Regions from separate parts of the Homo sapiens genome. Here region 2 is linked to region 1. A link is a contact called in ENCODE Hi-C or POLR2A ChIA-PET data. All regions are on one chromosome and are shown on one strand. The core of a region is the stretch at or near the end of the contact, and the rest is flanking DNA. Distances in the headings are between cores, read along the strand shown.

What was found. Hi-C counts contacts between places; a loop is a spot of excess contacts on that map. ChIA-PET counts read pairs that join two places held with the same protein, here RNA polymerase II (POLR2A). Pooled maps may share reads with other maps.
Region 2: a map of lower lobe of right lung shows a loop between it and region 1 (3-fold over the local background). The contact joins the enhancer-like site here to the promoter of LINC02471 in region 1. A Hi-C loop is called at or near these places in 2 of 168 maps with a recorded cell type or tissue (heart right ventricle and lower lobe of right lung), 10 of 37 single-sample maps with no recorded cell type and 5 of 50 pooled maps. POLR2A ChIA-PET finds 5 or more read pairs at or near these places in 7 of 52 experiments (B cell, GM12878, MCF 10A and 4 more).

Annotation. Positions count from the first base shown.
Region 1 is chr12:40,154,811-40,157,510 of GRCh38, forward strand. It overlaps LINC02471 (long intergenic non-protein coding RNA 2471), which reads left to right and starts at 1,429. Exons shown (of 2, transcript NR_146526.1): 1 at 1,429-1,533. All of the region lies in intron 6 of LRRK2-DT (LRRK2 divergent transcript), which reads right to left.
Region 2 is chr12:40,247,644-40,250,343 of GRCh38, forward strand. LRRK2 (leucine rich repeat kinase 2) reads left to right here. Exons shown (of 51, transcript NM_198578.4): 8 at 2,183-2,302. Among named protein-coding and RNA genes, the nearest start is that of LRRK2, 24 kb to the left of the region's middle. Within about 2 kb of position 1,273, at least 2 of the 41 ENCODE cell types and tissues checked have a DNase peak (open chromatin) inside an H3K27ac peak, as active enhancers do; they include B cell and OCI-LY7, where a contact is called at or near this core.

The DNA.
Region 1 (2,700 bases), core at 179-2,678:
AATATTTATGTTCATATTGATTAACTCTTTGAGGTTGCAGAAAGAATGAGTCTTCCTCCTCACTAGGCAAAGAGAAGACTGTTACAGAAGAGAGCATCTGACATGCAAAGCATAACACCGATAAGCGTGGCCAGGCCCAAGAGCAAGACTCAAACTTATTCTTTTTCTTAAAGAATCTAACCGCAGCCATGTTTTTCATTGTTATTTTAAGTGTGGGAGGGAACCCCTGCCTTGTTCTTTTTGAAAATCCTGATGCTTTGATAAAATAGTTTCTAAAATATTTCCTATCTACCTGCCCTGCTCTGTTCTGGCTATAATTACTAGGCTAGCCAAAAATAAACTCTCCCAAGTGTTACATCTAGTTGATTGTTGATTTCCTAGAGGGGGAAAAAATAAACTGTAGTAATTAATCATGGAAGCTTCTCTTTAAAAGAATGTTTACGTCATGGCTCAAGGCTCAAACTAGACCGGGTTTCTTATACTGCATATATTTTTGTTTTGTTCATTTTCTTCCTCTTTCCTCCCACCAAAAAACAAACAAACAAACAAACAAAGCAAAAAAAAACTGGAATCTGGTTTAAAGGGTCAAATGAGAGTTTTAGGTAGAAATACAAACTCTTGTTTCTTAATTCCACATTATATGTGGTTACTGTTTTGAGCTGGTGAAATTTGTTGAACACTTAGAATAGTCATCCAAGAACCAGGGGGGACAGAATTTTAAACCAAATAGTCAGTGATTTAGATATAGTTTTAAATTTTTAAAGCTTATTTGACTTTACAGTTCCATTGAATGTAGGATGCTCCATTCTTTTGAAGACATAGGACAATTTGTTTGTTTCTGGACCAGACAAATTTGGATTTCCTAGACCACCGAATAATAATAATAATAATTGCTAACATGTACTTAACTTGCACAAGGTGCAGTAACATGAATATCATGTGGATTGTCTTATGCAGCTCTCCAAATAATGCTGTAAGGTAGCATTGTGGAAACTGAAACCCCTAAAAGTTAACTTGGTGGTAGCTTGTAATTGAGAAATAGAATGTAAACCAAGGTGGTTATACTTAATGCCCTGTGCTCTTAAAACAGTATCATGCTGCCTCCTTGGAGGAATCCTTAATTCAAGTAGGAAGATTTTTCCTTATTACATCTTTGCGACTAAGTTACTGTTTTTATGACTTTAGGCAAATCAATTGAACTGAGCAAGGAAGGTCTTGATTCAATGATTTCTCAAGTCCTTTTTCCTTTTTTTTTTTTTTGTCAAGGGAGTGTCCTCTAGCTGAGTGAAGTCATTTTTCCTTGAATGACTGACAGAATGGCTTTGGTTCACCTGTAATTCACAGTTTAGCTGATCCAGTGTACTGTAAAGTCTGTTTCACTCCACCAGCCAACAAGGAGCAGGCGGCCGTGGTTTTCTCATGTTCTGGGGGAAGCTGTTTGTCAGTGTTAACCTGGCTAACTTTGGACAGCTGCAACAACAACATCTATCCCTTGGCATATGGTGTGTTTAGATGCTAAACACTGCCTCATCTGTGAGTACTTCAGTTTTTGTTTTTCACACGAGCCGGGTGAATATAAAAATAGAGGTAAATAAAAAGAAATAACTGAATCAGCAACCTGGAATTTTCTCTCCTCTGATTAAAGACTGTTGTTAACTGAAAATGCTCCACTAGTTGTTTGAGGGTTTAAGACAGAAAAAGTGGGATGGAGGTGTTTGATAATTTGGTTGCTATGCAACCACTTTACAATTATGTAAGCTCCTACCATATGAGGTGATACAGAAAGGGTGGTAGAGTATGCTGACGCAGTGAGCACACAGAAGACTTTTTTCATGTGACAGAGCCAGAGTCTGAGATCTGCAGTTGCAGAATATTTAGGTAAGAAGTAAATGTCACAAATTATAAAGGCCTTTATTTATAGCAAGAATATGGGATTTCTATTACAGAGTTGGATGAGCAAAAGCTCACCAGAAACAGTATTAGTTTCAAGGAAGGAAGACACACACATCTGTCCTTTGAATCAGGACTTACTCTAACCAAAATTCAGGAAAGATTTTTTAAAAAAGGAAACTAAGAATATGGTATACTTTATTATTATTTAATTAGCCTTGCCCAGTTGAATCTTTTTCAGTAATATTGTAAGGTAGGTGGTACTATTATCCTTATATAAATGCAAAAACGTAGGCTTAAGCGACATTCAGTAATTTGCTCAACATCATATAGTTGGGAGTAAATCTGGGCTGTGAACACAAAACTTTTAGTTCAAGTCCAGTATTGTTCTCATTACATTATGCTTCACAGATGATCATGTACCCTCAGTGTTTCTTTCATATTATACGTTCTATCTTTTATGAAATCCACTGATCTGTTGAAAATCTTATTTTTATTTGTTTTTGCTAGATATCAAGGGTTTATCTCTGACCCTTCCTGGTGGGTTTACTGAATTTCAGAAAAGGCTACCTAATTGATTTTATTGCATATGTTGTAATTTATTGCGTATGTCATTTACTCAAATATGCAATTTATTGCATATATCATTTTAACGTTAACTGAAAGAGAGAAAGTGTGCATAGTCTAAGAAACAAGACAATTGCAAGTTATTCAAAGTGGTCTTTACAATTTAGCCAGCCAAAATCTCTGACTCATGGATCTAATGCCAAGATGACAGCCTCACTGAGGAAGTTTCTTGGTGCGTCTGTT
Region 2 (2,700 bases), core at 23-2,522, 93 kb after region 1:
ACAGATGTATATAAATATACAAATATAAATATATACATTTATATATAAATATACATATTTATACACAGATGTATATAAATATACAAATATAAATATATACATTTATATATAAATATACATATTTATACACAGATGTATATAAATATACAAATATAAATATATACATTTATATATAAATATATATATTTTTTGATACGTACAACTATCTTGGGAGATGGGATATTGTTATTATTTCCACATTTACAGATGAGGTCCTGTGGTTCATCAATCTTTGTGTTTTATTCAAGATTATGTAAGCAGTAAGGGATGAAATCAGGCTGAGAACCCAAATTTCTTCATCCCTAAACAAAGTATTTCTTCTAAACATGGTATCCATTTACTAGTTTATCTCTATCAGGTGACCCTTTATTCATTATTTTTCATGAGAAGGTTGTAGTTGTACAAAGTGGCTGATATCTGATAATGTTTTAATCTAATTCAAAGTCGATTTCTTAAATCCAGGTGTCAGAGTAGCACACTACTGTACAATTCTCTGTTTCATGTTTTACAATTTACCACAGTCAAGTTACAACTTGCACATGTTACATTAAAATGTGAATTCACCTTAATTTCTTGAAATGAGCCAGAAGAAGAAGTGGTTTTGTTTTGTGATCAGGGAAATGCTACTTGACTGCCAAATTGTCTAGAACAGCACATTAAAGTTGCTTGATTTTATACTGTTAAAATTAAATAAAACATGGCAACTGTCATGTCATATGTAACTTTTGTATTATTCTGTAACTTTTTTTGAAAATAAAAAGTGATCAAATTGATCTTCAGGTAAAGAATCTTTTTTCTCTTGATTATCTCTTAGTGGATGATGATTTGTTCCATTTAATGGGTAGAGAATTTATTGTTGCTGTTATTGTTTCAAAAGTAGCTGAATGAAACTCTTAACTTTTTCTTCATAGTTAAAATTAAAACCTCAAGTAAATAAATATTTAACGTTTTGCCAAACTATGTAATCTAATTATGGGCTTAATGCATTTAAAGGCTTTGTATAATTTGCTACGTATTTTCACACAAGTTACCTGAACATAAGTCCAGTCTTCCTGCTGTTTTCTGAGTCACACAGTGATTCAGTGACCGAACAGCTGTTGGCAGTGGTGTGGGTATAATAGGGAAAAGAGACTGATGGGGACAACCCAAGTTTAGACAAGCTGGTAAAAGTAGAAGAAAATCTTCTTGAAAACACTAGTGATCACTAAGGGCTGTGGAGAATTTTTGCTTGGTGGGTGAATGTGGAAGAGGCAACAGCATGGGAAGGTGTTGGTAAAGGAGCTCCATACTTGCTTAAACTGCCTTTTGATTGTGAGGCCGTTGATGAATATTTAGTTTGGGCTTTAGGTTTTTTATGATACAGGATATTTTCCATTTCTGGCTTTGTATCTCAGAGATCACTTAGTTACACTTATAGATGAATAGGAGTTTCAATTCCTTGTTTTAGAAAGAAGCTTGGTAACTGTTAGTGAGTTACAAATAAGCCAAATAGAAGAAGGTACATATTTCTGCAGTATCAGGTAAAGTTTTTCCTCATAAGGATTTAGACTCTTGGATATCATATTAATTCTCAGAAGAGTGGGTATAAAAAGGTATGGGACTTCTTCCTGGGGTGGGTTGGAGGTGGTGAAATACCTTTTTTTTTTTTTTTCTGAGATCATCATAGACAAGATCAAATAATGGTAAACATGCCAATGAATTTTCTAAGCACTATTCCTTTAAGTGAAAGAAGAGTGTTTCAGTAAAATGATTTAATATTGGGTCTTCCAAAAGATGGATTTAAGAGTTTCAACTTTAAAAGACAGAAAAATTAAGTTATTTTACACAATGAATATTGTCGTGCCGTGTGTCACAGACATGACATGAGAGGGAATCAGAGAACATACAGTTAATACAACGCAAACTAGTATCATTACTTTTGCTCAATCACTTCCATTGTCTAAGTAAGATAATTAAAGGACAGCATAAAATAAAATTTCAAAACTTTACTCAATCATATTAAGCTATTTTAATTAAAGTAAATGTTTTAATGCCATTGAATATTCATCACCATTCAAAATTATTGATGTAAATAGTGTTATATGTTAAAGGTAATTTAACTTCCATGGATGAGAATTCAGCTAATGTTTCACTTAACTTTTAGGTAATTTTTTCAATATCCTGGTATTAAACGAAGTCCATGAGTTTGTGGTGAAAGCTGTGCAGCAGTACCCAGAGAATGCAGCATTGCAGATCTCAGCGCTCAGCTGTTTGGCCCTCCTCAGTAAGTAACTTCACTAAAAAGGGGATTCTTACAGAGGCATTTGACATCAAATATGAACATTGTAACAAGAGAATCATATGTACAGATGGAAGCATTCAATGCCTTTTCTGTCCTGTGTAGCTCATTTTCCAGTAGAGGATACTTTCAAGGAAACTAACAGTTGTGACAAATATACACATCTCAATGTAGAGTTTTGCTTTACATCATTCTTGATTTAGCTTTGTCATTAAGCAGCTAATCTGTTTTAAAAAAATTTTTATTTGTGCCTGGGCATGGTGGCTCACGCCTGTAATCTCAGAACTTTGGGAGGCCGAGGCGGGTGGATCACAAGGTCAGGAGTTCGAGACCAGCCTGGCCAACATGGTGAAACCCCATCTCTACTAAAAATATAAAAATTA